2 separate regions of the Homo sapiens genome follow, and region 2 is linked to region 1. The links are chromatin loops, found by intact Hi-C in ENCODE. Cell type or tissue: pancreas. All regions are shown on one strand. Each heading gives the region's core, and the rest is flanking DNA. Links, peaks and the distances in the headings are about the cores only.

Region 1 (8,346 bases), core at 145-8,144:
TTTAAGCTTCAGTTCCTTCATCTGTAAAATGGAGAAAATAGTCTTATCTCAGGAAGTTTTCGTGAGAATTAGATGAACTAAAGTAATAAAGTCTTTAGCATATCATTAGTACTTACAGCCTCAACAAGTGGTAGCTGTTATTTTAATAATAAACCTGATGGCAGCTACTCTAAACTTAGCTTCTGTAAGTGCTTTATAGGTTTTGATTTTATAATCCTCAAAACAATCTTATGAGGCATATACCATTATCATACCCTTTTTACAGGTGAAAGAACTGAGGCATAGAAACACTAACTGAAAGTTAACAGCTGGTAAGTAGCAGAGCCTAGATCTAACTCAAGCAGGCTGGCCCTGAAGCCTGTGCTGTATGCCTCTCCAGGATGATGTTAATGACAATACATGACTCCTCTTATTATTAGGACCACTCAAGATGTTTAAACTCTATTTTTCCACTGTGCTTTCTACCTGTATGTCATTGGCGCTCTGTGCAGAAATAGAGGACATGCCCAGCTAGTGGGGAAATAAGCCAGTAATATCAGAGTCAGATTTCTTCCAGTAATACAAAAGATTTGGCCCCCCGAATTGTCCTTTTATTTATGGTTTATTCAGCCAATGCAGTGGCACACATTTGTCCTTATTTCTGCATAAAATATTCAACAGTGCATGCTCTTCTATACCCTCTACCATCTACATGAGAAGGATGATCCCACCCATCTCTCATGCCAAGATTCTTAATTGCCTTTTAGCATTGCTCTTCCATGGCACTAACCTCGCAAAAACTCATACTTGAGTAAATTCTTCACCCTGCCTATCCTAGTGCCATTAAGAATTGGTGGAAAATGACACAACTATTATGGGACAATTCATAAAAAGCACTCAGCACACTTGCAATCACATGGAGTACACAAGAGAAATTTCAAGCTATTATTATCATTAGTCCATTTTCTTTCACTCTTAATAATGACCATTGTAGATATTCTCTGTTCTCCTCCAGGCAAATGACCCCTGCAACTCCTTCAACTTCTTGTCACTAAACCAACAGGCTAACTTGCATCCATATCTACAATTGTGATTTCCCTCACTTAAAGGGGGAGATGTTCCTTTTCCTACTGTTAACTTTCCATGGGCATTCAACAATTCTGGACCCCTCCTGCCTTTTCAGGACCTCCTTCATTTAATCATTCTTTCCTGTTCCTATAGCTTCAATTATTTTGTTGAAAATATTTTCTACAGTCAGGAGAAAAATGTTCTAGGACTTCACCCCCACTCACCCTTCAACCCATTGAAAACTGGCTTTTAGTCTCTAACACCCCCTTGTAATTGGTCTTACCAAAGCCACCAAATTTTAGACAATGTCATTATGTAATCCAGGAATTATCTTAAAGAAATTCCCCCCAAAATGGAAAACGCGATTATCATAAGACATTCATTGGAAACTCTTTTATGCAAAAAATTAAAAGTAAATGAGATGTCCACAGTTAAGAGAATGTTAAATTACAGTGCATCTACCTGATTGAAAACTATGCAATTTTTAAAATGGATAATTGTAAGTCCATATCGCAACACATAAAAATCCTTCTTCAGCTAACTTTAGTAAGAAGGAACAAAGTTTTTATGAGTACATTGTGATTGCAATAATGGAAGATCGTTTGGATGAAAAACAAAAGGAAGAGAGCCCACGAATATCAAAAATATTGCATTTTAATGTTTGAGTGTTGAAATTATGATTGATATCTTCCCTTGTATTTGCCCAATTTTTTGTAATGTTGTGACATTGTTTTCACAATTTAAAAAAACACCTTTTCATAGACCAGACAATTCCTACATAAGTTATGCCATATCAGTAAACCTGCTAAGTTTTTGCAGCTTTTCTCACATTTAAGGAATATATCGAGGGACTGTTTATCTTTAGCCTTAAGATGGCTGAGGGATAAATAATTTTTTCATTTTCAGCTGATCTCTTAAGCTGCTTCTGTTTGCAGAACACTCTGTTAAGCTTGGAACTCGTCAAAAAGTGAATTGAAGTTGACTTTGATTGGCATAAATACCATATTTATCTTCTCAGATACGTAATCAGGAGACAGCTATCTGGCCACACTTGATTACTAACATATCTAAAGCTAATGTAATATCTAAGTTTATCATCTTGAGTATTAGAGATAAAATCTGAAGCCCTCAGAGACAGCATGCCTTGTTTACCTTGCCCTCATCTTTTACAAAGAGGCTGTAATGCATTTTTTCATTAATTAATATCAGAGCAAATTTAAAGACAAATAAATTACATTCATCACTGTAATTGAATAAGTCTTTTTTAAAAAGTATATGCACCATGCGGAATTAGCAATATTCTGATCAATAAGTAGTTAAGAGGGGTCAAAATGATTGACTACTCTAAATATCACACCAATTAAAAATAAATATACACAAATAAATAAAGTGCTCCTCTGTAACTCGTAGCATTGCCTCCCAGAACATAACTTTTATACCGGCTTACTGTTGCATTCAGCCTTTATCTCCAAGTCTTATTTCATGTATTTTCCAGGGATGGATGGATTATAGGACAAAGTCCCTCTCAGGAGCTCACCTTCCTGAGATATTGTCCTTCCTTTTCTACATACACCTATAAAAAGGAGAATACAAATATTATTTACTACTATTTAAGACCTGTCATTATGATCTGATTTTATAAAACAAATATCAAGTCTAGATTAGTACTGTTTGGGTGTGGTAGACAGTGTTAGGGGTAAACATTGGTAAATCAGCTTTTGCTCTGCAATTTTTCAAATTACATTCACCCAATAAATGTTCTTCCTTATTCCAGCTTCTCCAGTTTGTAGTGTCTCCAGTTCACCCCTACTCCCACAGCACCCCACTGCTATTATGTCTGGAATTGGTGGGTTCTTGGTCTCACCGACTTCAAGAAAGCAGCTGCAGACCCTCGCGGTGAGTGTTACAATTCTTAAGGCGGTGCAGCTGGAGTTGTTCGTTCCTCCCTTGCAGAGTTGTTTATTCCTCCCTGTGGGTTCATGGTCTTGCTGGCCTCAGGAGTGAAGCTGCAGACCTTTGCAGGGAGTGTTACAGCTTATAACGGTAGTGCAGCCCCAAAGAGTGAGCAGCAGCAAGATTTATTGCAAAGACCTAAAGAACAAAGTTTCCACAATGTGGAAAGGAACCGGAACAGGTTTCCCCTTCTGGCTTGGGCAGCCTTTTATTCCCTTATCTGGCCCCACCCACATCCTGCTGATTGGTCCATTTTACAGAGACCTGGTTGGTCCATTTTACAGAGAGCTGATTGGTCTGTTTTGACAGGGTGCTGATTGGTGTGTTTACAATCCCTGAGCTAGACACAAAAGTTCTCCAAGTCCCCACTAGATTAGCTAGATACAGAGTACTGATTGGTGTATTTACAAACCCTGAGCTAGACACAGAGTGCTGATTGGTGCATATATAAACCTGGAGTTAGACACAGAGTGCCAATTGGTGTATTCACAATCCCTTAGCTAGACACAAAGATTCCCCAAGCCCCCACCAGGTCAGCTAGACACAGAGCGCTGATTGGTGCATTTACAAACCTTGAGCTAGACACAGAGTTCTGACTGCTGTATTTACAATCCCTTAGCTAGACATAAAGGTTCTCCAAGTCCCCCCCTACACTGAGGAGCCCAGCTGGCTTCACCCAGTGGATCCCGCACGGGGGCCCATGCGGAGCTGCCTGCCAGTCCCATGCCCTGCGCCCAGGGCACTCCTCTGCCCCCAGGGCGGTCGATAGGACCGGGTGCTGTGGAGCAGGGAGCTGCACTCGTGGGGGAGGTTCGTGTGGTGCAGGAGCCCATGGCTGGCCGGGGAGGCTCAGGCATGGCGGGCCCCAGGCCCTGAGCCCTGCCCCGTCGGGAGGCAGCTAAGGCCCAGCGCATCACAAGTGGGCCCGCACTGCTGGGGGATTCGGGGCACCCTCTGCAGCCGCCAGCCCGGGTGCCAAGCCCCTCACTGCCTGGGCCGGCAGGGCCAGCCGGCCCCTCCGAGTGCAGGGCCCGCCGAGCCCTAGCCCACCCGGAACTCGCGCTGGCCTGCAAGCACTTCGCGCAGCCCCGGTTCCTGCCCGTGCCTCTCCCTCCACACCTCCCCTCAAGCTGAGGGAGCCGGCTCCGCCCTCGGCCAGCCCAGAAAGAGGCTCCCACAGTGCAGCAGCCGGCCGAAGGGCTCCTCAAGTGTGGCCAGAGTGGGCGCCAAGGCCGAGGAGGCGCCGAGAGCGAGCAAGGGCTGCCAGGGCTGCCAGCATGCTGTCACCTCTCACCGTGACAGGTATGATTTCATATTCGTCCACTGTGTTGACAACAGATAAAAGTTTGAGAACTTCCAAATTAAAAGACCAGAAGAATATAGTTGCTTGTACAGCACAAAGCCTGGAGGTTTGCAGGCACCAATGAGATAGCACTATCTGTGTAAGGTGTGGTATCATACAAGGAGAGTCCAAAATAGTCTGAGGATGATCGAGATTAGATTAGGCTGTGCCTAATATTAGACCATAGGTACTTGTTTCTTTCAAAACCTGCACTGTTAAAATCACCTATTGTATATTTGTTTCATTCCAGGAAGTAGTAGACTGGTGAAGCCGAAAAAGAAGTTTGTTGAAAAGATATTAGAGGCTCACAGAAGATCTGAGAAGGCTGAGATTCCAAATCAGGTGCCATGCTTTCTGGAAAGATATATAAATTGTCCAAAAGTAGTTTTATGGGTCATCTGCTACTTCTGCCACCATGAGCTAGGTGCTACAGTTGGCAAAGCCACCAGGAACATGACTCTCCTCCCATCACCATGGTCACCAGCACCAGGACCTCTTCTGTACCACAGACTTGAAACTGTCCAAGAACACTTTATGGCTCTACTGAACCCTCACCTGGAGAATAGATTGACATTCCTCACCTCCTAACCCAAGTCCTGGGTAAATGCATCTGATTTATAGAACCACAGTGTGTCCTACCAGCACACGCTACCTTAGGGCACACAAATAGAGCAATACTCCAGTGATAGAAAAGATGTTTAAAGGCTGCTGGAAAGCAGAGTGCATAACACATACAATTTCAACATTTTACTGTCATTTACCTGTGTTAGTTATTTCCTTAATGAAAGACTCGTTTTGCTTAAAAGAGAAAAGATAAACAGAAAAGTGATAAAGCTCTTTAAATTCACCTGCTTGGGAAGGTGCCAGTTGCCCTGAGAACAACTACTATTTGTTCTGTAGTATATGTAAAGACTATACACAACTCTTAATAGTTAAAAAGAACTATACAGAGTTGTTATCTTATGCTAAATGGTGCAAAGTAATGTGTAAACATGATTTTACTTAACCTTTCCATAACCACATTAGTTGTTTACAGATAGGACTCAGAGAAGTTGGGTGACTTGCCCAAGGTCACACACCAAGGACGAAACAGAGCCAGGATTTCCACCCAGCATGAGGCCTGGCAGATGTTCAGTATTTCACCCAAACCACCACCCCCATCTAGGGACTTTTTGGGGGTTAGCAATACTGCATCAAGGGAAACCACCAGCCACAAGCTCCGTGCTGCTGCCTCACTAAGTTGTCCAAGCAAAGTGAAGAGGAACAGGAAGAAACACAAATTCAGAAGAGCAGCATACAAAGAGGTGATTCAAGGCTAGTTGCAAGATGAACCTCCCAATTTCCAAATTACGTATGTTGGAGCAGTGCTCTTCAAATTATGTTTTGCTCAAGTCTCCTAAAATAATTTGAATAACAATATATCCCCTCCAACATTTCCTAAATTGATATTTAAAATTTTTTCATTGTAAGTTTAAATAGCTTAAAAGCATGCAATTTCTAGTACATCATAAATATATTTCAAAATAGAAATCCCATCAATTTTAAATGTACCCAATGGAAACCACATACATACAATGTGATAATATCCCATCATCTCTTTTAAAAGGACATTAAGAAGCTACTCTTTCCCATTTTACCTTTTCCTTTTCTCCTTGAATTTGTATTTTACTTCCCTCATACAATTTAATTCTAATAAAATATATTTAATTCTTCAAAGTCTTTTATTAATCTCTTACCATGCTTCTCTATACTGAAAAGGTGTTGTGTTTATTAATTGAAACAAGTTTATTTTATTCCCTAAGTCTCTAATACTTAACAAAAAAATCTGGATTAAGTTATCATTTTAGTAGTAACAAGCGATTAAAACTATACAAATACACAAATAGATTTAAAATATGGATACATCATTACTAAGCACGTCTAAGATTTTTTGGAAGTCCAGGCATCCTTAATGAAATAACTGGAAATTTTGAAAAAAAAAAGTTCACGCTTCTTGATGTCAGATTGCTAGAACGGCACTGGGCTATCTCAAATTTAATGGTTTAAAGTGGAACATATGGGCTTTTACTTTCAAACTTGCTCCTCTGGTCCTTACATTTTCTATTTCCTTTAATGGACCTTTCAGTTACCTGCCTTAGAGTTACCCAGAGTGTGTGTTCCTCTCTCACCATTATCCACCAACTTCCAAATCAGTTTTCAAGTTCCATCCTGAGTCCATGCTGTATTTTTTATCTTCTGTTACCTTATATCTGCCACTACACTGAATTGTGTTGGTAGCTATTAACTGGTCTTCTTCTTTCCTTTCTTCTTCCCCAGCTAATATTGCCAGTCATTGAAATATTGCCAGTCAGTCCTGCTGGCTCGAGCAAGTTTGGGTTTTGTGCCTATCCTGCTTTAAAACCTTCTATCATCTCTCATTTCCTAAAGAATTCCTACCGAGTGCATTAGCTTAGAACTACTCATTCAAGGCTGGGTGTGATGGCTTATGCCTGTAATCCCAACACTTTGGGAGGCCGAGGCCAATGGATCACCTGAAGTCAGGAGCTCGAGACCAGCTTGGCCAAATGGCAAAACCCTGTCTCTACTAAAAATACAAAAACTAGCTGGGCATGGTGGCAAATGCCTGTAGTCCCAGCTACTCAGGAGGCTGAGGCAGGAGAATCACTGGAACCTGGACAGTGGAGGTTATACTGAGCCAAGATTGCACCACTGCACTCCAGCCTGGGCAACAGAGCAAGACTCTGTATCAAAAAAATAATAATAAAAAGAACTACTCACTCAAGGCCAACCACAATCTGATATTAATCTTCTTTTCTGTACTTATTTTCTGCTATTAGTATGTGAGCAAATGTATGTCCATGCTTCTCAAACTCAGGTCACATACATCCAGGGATGGGGGCCACTCCCATGACACAAAACTGTGGCATTTTCCTGAAAATAATTTAAGATATTTTTGTATGAAAACAAATGTACTTGTATTATAGAATAAAATGCAAACTTTGTAAAATATTTTTAAAGATTCAGATTTAAAGAAATGTAAACCCCACAACTGTTCTCTAGTTACACTACCAAATTCCTGTTGACTATTAGTACACACCAGAGGACGTTTTAAGAAGCACTGTTTTGTGAAAGTTCGTTGCTCGGCTCATATCAACTATGGTGAATATTATTGTTTAACTGCCTTTCATTTCTTGTGTAGCACTCACCCTCCCCGCATACACTCTGTCCCTTCCTGCCTCCTCTGAATGTGCCTCTGTTATTGCTTCCAAAAAAAGACCTGTCCCCCTGAAGACACATTCTGAAATCCCATCTATCCTTCAAGGCTGGCTCAGACTTAAAAGTTGACTTTTCTATCCCGGTTCTGTTAATCACATATACTCCCCTCTCACCCTTCCTAAGAAATAATCCTTGGATTCTTCCTCTTGGTGTACACATATTATTTCATCCTGTTAAAGGAATCTTAAGCATTAACATGCTTGAAAGCAAGATCTGTATCTAAATAAAGTCCCTTTCGCTGCTCCTCCAATCATGCCTAGTTTAATAGGTGCTCAATAAATAAGTAGTTGAATGACAGGATGATGGAGTAAAGCATCGCTTTGTGTCCAGGTGTTATCACCAAATTACTATTGCTTTGTTTTACAAACCTATGATTCCTTTGTTTTGAGACCATATGAAATATATGTTCACCTCGGCCGAGCGCGGTGGCTCACGCCTGTACTCCCAGCACTTTGGGAGGCCGAGGCAGGCGGATCACGAGCGAGGTCAGGAGATGGAGACCATCTTGGCTAACACGGTGAATCCTCGTCTCTACTGAAAATACAAAAAAATTAGCCGGGCATGGTGGTAGGCGCCTGTACTCCCAGCTACTCGGGAGGCTGAGGCAGGAGAATGGCATGAACCCGGGAGGCGGAGTTTGCAGTGAGCGGAGATGGCGCCGCTGCACTCCAGCCTGGGCGACAGAGCGAGACTCCGTCTCAAAAAAAAAAAATTGTGTGTATATATAT
Region 2 (8,346 bases), core at 151-8,150, 58 kb after region 1:
CTGCTTTCATCTCTATACTTGCCTTTCTATAATCTCCTGTGTACACCAGGGCTGGAGGCTTGCATGCCACATTTGTAAAACCCCCTTGCCAATTGACCTCCTAATGAGTTCTTTCAATGGGAGACAATAGCAGAAGGTTGGAAATAAGGGAGAAGGGAGATGACATTTATTTTTCCTTTTGGCCAACTCATTGACAGTACCAGCCACAGGCAACTGAAGGCAACTATAGGTAACTGAGCTCTAGCTGCGTGGGTGGCCATTTCAGCAGCATCAGTGAGACTCCAACCTCCTGGATGAGTCCAACTCAGTGGCATCAGTGTGGTTCCAATTACAGCAGAGGCAGCAGCAGCACCTCCAGCAACTCAGTATGAGGAGCAAGGTGACTCTAGCTTAGCAGCTTTAAGAACATGAATTTAGAAAACAAAACCAAAAATGTCCTTTGGTTGTTCCAGTCCCTCTCTACCTTCTCCTATTTGCTTTCCGACTTTCCAATACCTTTTACACAATTCCCTGAATCAAATCTCTGCTTAAAATATCTTGAGATGTTTCTGATTGCCTAATTGAACACTGCCTGAAAAAAGGAAGGAAACCAAGAGAATGAGTGGGAAACATTACTACTGTGGCCAGAAGCCAGATGTCAAATAACATAGAGAAAAATTAGAAACACATGTATATCAGACCTCAGGACAAGCAGAGATCTCAGATATACACCATACCCACAGGAACCTATGAATTCACAAAGTGTGGCCCAATCAGGAGTGCACAATTCAATAATCATTTAATAATCCAGCAATTTCCTATGGTCTTATAAGACCAACAGTCCATGGGTATGCTTTACAAATTAGAAGTTTTCTAGAAAATAAATCGGAGAAATGATCAAATTAATTTGTTTCTTATTCCTTTTCAAAGTATGTTGGTGAATTAAAGGTTCTGAAAAATCTTGAAGGAATAAATCTGTTTAACTTCATTTAATTCAAATGTTTCTCATATATGTATATGATATGAGTATGTAAATCTCACGCTCTGCTTTTATCTCTATCTCTGTTTCTTTTCTCATAACACCTAGTAACATCCCATTTAACACCCCTCGAAACAAGTATTCTGCTGAATGCACTTTGGGAAACTCTACTGTGAGGGAAGCTGCCCATCTGGTCCGTCTATTCTGGACTCTCAAATCTCAACTGCAGTTGGCAGTGCAGCACACTTTGACCAGATATCTATATATAAAAATGTTCCAAAAACTTTGAAGGCAACAAAAAGATTAGTGGAAATGATTAAACCAACATTGTAAAACAAATAATTTTCAGTTTAATAGCTGTTCTCATTCTAAATGTACATGTGCAGGTTTACATGCACACATACATAAACAAACAACAAACTCCATAGGGCAAGCAGTGAGTTCTGGTGTTATCAACCTCTTCTGTGAAATCATTAATGAAAATATTGCCTAATGAATGACCAAATAAATAAATGACCTAGAAATCAAGGAAGTTCTCGACCTAACCAGATAGGCTGTTTGTTAATTCGTACTTTACTGAACTTTTTTACTCAGTTTATCCTTTTGACTCAATAAACACCTAACTGGGTCCTTTCTATGTACGAGATCCAGCAACATTTTAGGAATATAAAGATAAATAGGACAGAGCCCCTGTCCTCAAGGAGTACCGGCTCAGGAAGTGGGAAAGACAAACACATAAAGAGATGACTCTGAAAATAGTGTGCTTAAAGAACAGCATTTTGTGCAGTGGCAGGGAACAATGGTAACAGCAAAACTAGATGCCTAACACATCTTTGCATATAAGTGTGTGTGTGCATATGTATAGGAGTGTGAAAGAAGAGAGAGAGAAGTGGAGGGTGTAAGTGCAAGTAGGAGCGTAGGAGTAAGGGAAGGCTCTCTTGCAATGTTGTTTGTGGTGGCAAAAGGAAAACCAGGTAGGAGAAAGAAAATCATCTCAAGGAGCTGCTATGTTCATTTACCATATTGAAATAGAAACTAGGAAGTGACAATAAGAATAAAGCCTGAGGGTTATACAAAGGTGACTCTGAGTTATGAAAAAGGTGTACTTCCTGTGCAGTCCTCACCTTTAATAAAGGACACAATTTAATTCAAAGATATGAATACTTTATGAATGAATTTCAGATCTCTGCTACCTGCCTCCACCCCACTCAAGACACACCAGGTAAGCCCTCACTTACGTCTTGTGCTTCTGGCTGAACACGAGTGTCACACTCAGGACTCCCAGATAAGAACAGAGCACTAAAAGGATGAGGATCCCATGAGAAGGAAACAAGAGCAGCACATAAATTATTCTGTGAGAGCCATAGCCTTCCTTTGCATTTTTCTTGTAGAGCTTCCCCCTTTCTTTACCCCTAGACCCCAGACAACTAGTTCAGATATGTCTGGCGTCATCTAACAATTCCCTTACATTTCTTGCTCATGCAGCAGGAGGCATTTCCTATTCTACTTAAGGAATCCAAAAGGAAACTAAGACGTTCATAAAAACTCATTTTAACAGACAATTTAATATGAATACTGATATTCATATTAAATAGTGCAATAAGTAAACACTGGCAAAAGTTCTCATCAGTGGATAAATGTTTCTTAAATCCTTATCACTAGAAACTAGTAATCCTGATCTGTAGAATCATGTCTCCAGAAACTGACTTGTCTCCAGGGGAGCAGAGGCAGGTGCTCAAAAGCTTTGCTTGTATGTCTATTACCAGTATAACGTCTCAGATATTAAACCTCTTGCAGACAAAGATCACAGACATATGATGAATAAATAAATAGATTTCATGAAAGTAACTCAACAGTACATTTGTTGACCATGGTGACCTTCACTAATAGCAACTGAAGAAGTCTTGTCAAGTGGAGAATTGCTCAAAAAAGAAACAATTATGTATAATATGGCACCTATAAAAATGGCAGTAATTAACCATAAGCAGTCAGGAGTATGGGTTGTGATTTGTAGTATGTAAAATCCAAATGTAAATTCTATGTAAATTTGGGAAGAGGTTTTAGGGATTACCTAATTCAACTTCTTTTTTATTTGACGTATGTACTACTGAAGGCCAGAGAGGCCCCTGCTGAAGGTCATTGGCAGTATACAAATTAGAACTCATGTTTGAGTCTCTTTATGGATTATATCGGGCTGCCTTATATATTCTTCAGAGGTGTCATACTGTTGATATGACATATCACTTCTCAGTACAAAGCAACAATCAGACACTCTAATCCCACTTCTCTTTTACACAGATATTACCATTTCAATGTGTGGCTTCTCATTTTGCTGAGAGGTTTTTCTTCCTCACCCACCCCCTCCTTAAATCAGGCAAAGAGACAAGTAACTGACTTCGGTTTCAAAAATGTAACCCGCAAGTGCATAATTCTTCCTGTCAGATTTCCTTTTCTGTAAGTTGGTGAGTTTATTGTGGTAGCACTCAAAAGGCTGAGCCTGAAAAGTTCTATAACATATGGCATACATTTAACATGGCTTGTGAATTAAAAATAACAGCCTGCCATCTGCCTCTGCAAGTTGATTTTATCAAAGTCTAAATGAGAAGCTCAGAGACGTGAATGTTGTCAATTAAAATAAGAAATACTCAAGTTCAATACAGAGTGACCAGTCCATGCTTTTTTTTCTTCTGCACTGGACTAAAGTTACCCATCCCCTTCACTCCTGCCAATTGAAAGAGCTGCCTAATTTTCAATCTACAGAACTATTTGTAACCATACATCTAATTTCTTTCCTATCTTCCCCAAAAAAACTTGTCACAAATTTAGCTTCCAAAGTTACCTTCCTCTAGGAATATGTTATGTGTATTTCTTCTTGAGGTTTTAGACTCCTAAACAATTGATTACAGTTTGTAAAATCTTTTCTCCATATAATATTAAAGTTCTTTTCTTCTAAACTTGACAGCCAATTAAGTAATAGATGTCAGAAGGAGGAGTTTGATGATTTTTTCATCATCATACATTCTCACATCCTGTAGAAATTTCTGGAAATGATCTAAAATGCTGAAGTGTGACTCAGAAGCCCACACATCAATTTAGCCAGATTAGCATTTATCAAGCAACTATATCAGAGACATCCCTGGAGAGGTGATGGTCACGTGAAGGGTTTAAGGCAATTGATGCTTTCAGAAAGCTGGCGCCAATAGTTGAGAAGATAAGATTTATGCCTAAGAAATGATTTGAGATGAAGCCCATCTTTGTATAGCCAAGTGCTTATCTGAGTATACTGACAATAAATACAATAATAGTTCTGAGAAAGGAGAGTTTCCTTCCTGAGTCCCTGTCATTTTTAGTCTAAGGGCAGGAGGCTTAACCTGTTTATTTTCCAATTTTATTACTGCATAAACATTTTGTGTGCAGAACAATAAAAAATATGATCATATAAAGTGCTAAATTTGTAAGCATTTTACAAAAGCCAAAGGGATAACCGTAGAGAATATAAAGTGTGCTTATTAAGTAATCTAGGTAAAGTGTCCAAGTCCACAAGAGTATCTTGATTGAAATTTAAGTAGGAAAGCTTTATAGGAACATATAATTTCTTGACTGAGATTAAAAAACAAGTAATTCAAAGTACAATACAGAAATTCCATGAATCAGATGTCACAACTATCAACACCGGGGAGTAAATCTTGCAATGGATAACTGCATGTGTTATAAACATGAAGATCTGGGCTATCTAATCATGCAGGTCCCAAGTGGCACAAATCTAGGGGGAGCCCTTCGTGTGGATGACAGTATGTATATTTTATTAATTTCTCAAGGCTGCTACAACAAATTACCACAAATGTGGTGGCTTATCACACAGAAATTTATTCTCTCTCAGTTACGGGAGCCAGGAGTCCAAAATCAAGGTGTAGAATAATGCTTCCTTGGAAGGCTCTAGGGCAAAATTTTTCCTTGCCTCTTCCAGCTTCTGGTAGTGGGCATTTTGGCTCCTCACTCCAAGCCTCCTGGCTGTGGCAGTGTAACTCAATCTCTGCCTCCATCTACACATTGCCTTTGTCCCAGTGTGTGTCAAATCTCCATCTCCTCTCTTATAAGGACAACAATCATTGGATTCAGGTCCATTCCTAAATCCAGAATGAACTCATCTCTGGATCCTTAATTGAATTATATCTGCAACAGCCCTGTGTCCCAAATAAAGTCATAGTCACAGGTACTTAAATTAAGACATGGACATATCTTTTGAAGGATACAGTACAAGTTACTGTAAGTGTGTAAGTGTCATTTGCTTCCAAATTACGGATGCTAGAAATTTGTACTAGGCGGTGGGAACCTTATTTACCAAAACTTTTTCTCTAGAACTTTCAATAAGTGTATCTGGCTGACAATATTCCTCTCTCCCTGTGTACCAAATCACCCATATTATATATATACATATATTATATATGTATATATTATATATATATAAATTGTATATATTCATATGTGTGTATGCATGTATTTTTTTCCTGAGTCAGATTTTCTAATAAGCAGCAATTCACTTAGTACAGTGACTCCACAGAATCACAGTTCAAAAGGAGTTTTAAAATGTCATCCAGCAATTAAAAGAACTAGTGTGAGTTGTTTCTACTCCTTTTAGTGTTACAAGTTGAACATCCCTTTGATTATAAATCTGCTTCCAATTCTCGTTATAGGGGTCTGAAGAAACTGGCAATCACTGATATCAAGTAGAAGAAACATCTAAATGTTAAGAATAATAATGTTCATTAAGTACCCCCCCAAAATCCGGAAAAACATTCAATGATTCCTATCTTACTCCTTCAATGATAATAAATGTTTACCTAATCAAGGGAAGGCTCTTGGAAGAATGCATGTTTAAAATCCCATTAACAGCAATGCAAGAGAAGAGCCCAAATGATGAACTGTGTACATTTTAAAGTGAAAATTCATACCACAGGAATGCCCACATATCAAACAAATCAATGCAAGCAATCAATCATCTTAATGAAAGCTTATGGTTAGCAGGTATAAATGCCACTGTGATCTCTCACACTTACAAGAAGAAAACTGATTGTGGATATAAACAATTCACTGTGGTTACATATAAATCAACTTCAATAGCAAGAACTAAAAGGAAACATAATTGAACTTCGTTAAACATCTACAGTCTCCTCATTTATCTTTCAAAAATAGAGCACCAGGCACTGTGGCTCATGCCTGTAATCCCAGCACTTCAGGAGGCCGAGGTGAGCAGGTTACCTGAGGTCAGGAGTTTGAGACCAGTCTGGCCATCATTGCAAAACCCATTCTCTACTAAAAGTACAAAAAGTAGCCGGGTGTGGTGGTGCACACCCATAATCCTAGCTACCTGGGAGGCTGAAGCAGGAGAATTGTTTGAATCCGGGAGGTGGAGACTGCAGTGAGCCAAGATTGTGGCACTGTGCTCCAGCCTGGGCAACAGAGCAAGACTCCATCTCAAAAAAAAAAAAAAAATAGAGGAGAGCTAGAGGGATTTTGCTGCCAGTAATTAGACACTTTTCCTCTAAAAACCCATCAACGGCTGTTTCAAACAAAACAATGCCTTCCATTTGAATCACTGAAGTTCAAGGGAAAGGGAAATTAGAATGTAAGCATGGCAGACTGGTTCTTGAGATAGTCAAGTGTCCAAGTTTGAGCCCAAGTTCTAAATCTTTCACATCTAATAGAACAATAATTTATTGAGTGGTTAAGAAGGAATTATCAGTTGCATGAATTGCATGTCTTCTACTAACTCTGATGGGTCATATATAATACTTCTATTGATGTAGACATTGGGTTGCGGCTAGGGCTACACTGACTAACAGTGTGATCTTCATTATGTAAGTGTTCACCTCTTTACTTGGGATAGGTGTGAAATATCATTATCAAATTTAGCTGGGCTAAGTTGTAATCATCAATAAACTCTTTCAGTTACCCTAAACCTGCCATTTTGCAAAACTTACTACAAATACTGGCAATATCATCAATTAAAATTTCAGCTGGTGAATCATACCTGAGGTTTTCTAGTTTTTCACCAATGCTACCTGGTGAGTTCACCCACAAAAGAAAATCAGGAGATATACTCATAACCCCCTATATATGTGGAAGATTCACATGGAATTAACAAAATCATTTTAGCAGCACATTACAATTTAAGCAATCAACTTGGCTGAAGAGTGGGGGGGAATCTATCACACTATAGTTTGATGTTATGCTGATGAAACAATTCATTGACCAATAACTTTTATTTTTATCCAGTTACCTCAGATGTGTTATCTCACTCACTTGATAAGAACTTCTACTTTAAAAATGAATTTTTTACCTTTGGTTTCTGGTGCTCCATCCATTCATATATTTTTATGTCATTTGAAGCACTTTAGTTAAGGTAAAAAATATGGATCAAAACATGAAAAAAATATGTGCTTCATCTATTTAAGTGTGGCATTAACACTTAAATATAGAAATATATTCTATAAATCTACCCTCTGCATCTCCAAGACTATTTTTTGCCTCTTCAATCTCAGTCCACAGACTTTCCATTTATTCCAAGAATAATGAAACTGTCAACCAATTATCTTCTGTTAATGGATGTTCAATTACTTATACAAAGGGCCAAAATAAGCACCAGTTACTACAAAACACTTGTGTGTAATTCAAATCAGAAACAGAGGGACTTTAAAAGTCTCTTAATATGGCAAGGGCAGGAAGTGCTGCACAGACTGAAGGCGCCCCATAAAAATCAGAGGGGATGGAAAGAAGATGCAACCAGAAAGGAAAGAGTAAGATTTCAAAAAGCAGTCTTCATTGAGAAAGCTAAGCTGACAAATACATGAAGATTACAGTTGGCTGCTTTGAGCCCTCTTTCTCTTGGGAATACTTCACTTGGCCCAATATTCCCTAAGGGTTGGTCCTTGAGAAGTAAAATGCCTCAAGGGATGTCTCCAGGCATGAAAGTGATTGTTCTTCTCTATTGAGCCTTATGGCTCCAAAATTGACAACAGTACAAAATGCTTTTTTAAGTAGTCATAATCTCAGCTAGATAAATTTTGTCCAAACAAGAAAAGATGTAACAACAAATGACACAAAAACTTTGCATAGGAGTTAGAAGGCCATGTCAGTTGCCAACAAAAAATTAAGGTTGTAGGTTCAGCTTAAGCAACGGTAACTGAAGATGGCAATCACAGAAATGAAGTCCTCAGACCTGAACCTGTTAGCGGTGGAAGAGATCTGAGTTACCCTGAGTTACAGGCAGCGAATCTGTACATGACTGCAGCAACTTCAGCTCTTGCCTACTCAGAAGAAAGAATTCGACTGAGGAGCATAGAGCGGAAAAAGAGACCCAGGCAAGTTCCAGAGCAGGAATGGAAGTT

Evidence for each region. A loop is a pair of places that touch in the nucleus more often than their neighbours do. Peaks named below come from ENCODE experiments on the same cell type or tissue, not always from the same donor. Only the 100,000 strongest peaks of a DNase experiment are listed, where the experiment ranks them.
Region 2: it touches region 1 in a loop (4-fold over the local background); 2 of 110 quality-filtered maps call a loop at or near these places.

Annotation. Positions count from the first base shown.
Region 1 is chr9:74,272,202-74,280,547 of GRCh38, forward strand. LOC101927329 (a long non-coding RNA gene) reads right to left here and starts at 3,185. Exons shown (of 5, transcript XR_242624.4): 1 at 2,912-3,185; 2 at 2,585-2,620. In pancreas, for the core only: no CTCF peak of the experiment used is centred there; DNase peaks (open chromatin) are centred at 3,820 and 3,950.
Region 2 is chr9:74,330,383-74,338,728 of GRCh38, forward strand. No RefSeq gene overlaps it. Among named protein-coding and RNA genes, the nearest start is that of RORB, 160 kb to the right of the region's middle. In pancreas, for the core only: no CTCF peak of the experiment used is centred there; no DNase peak of the experiment used is centred there.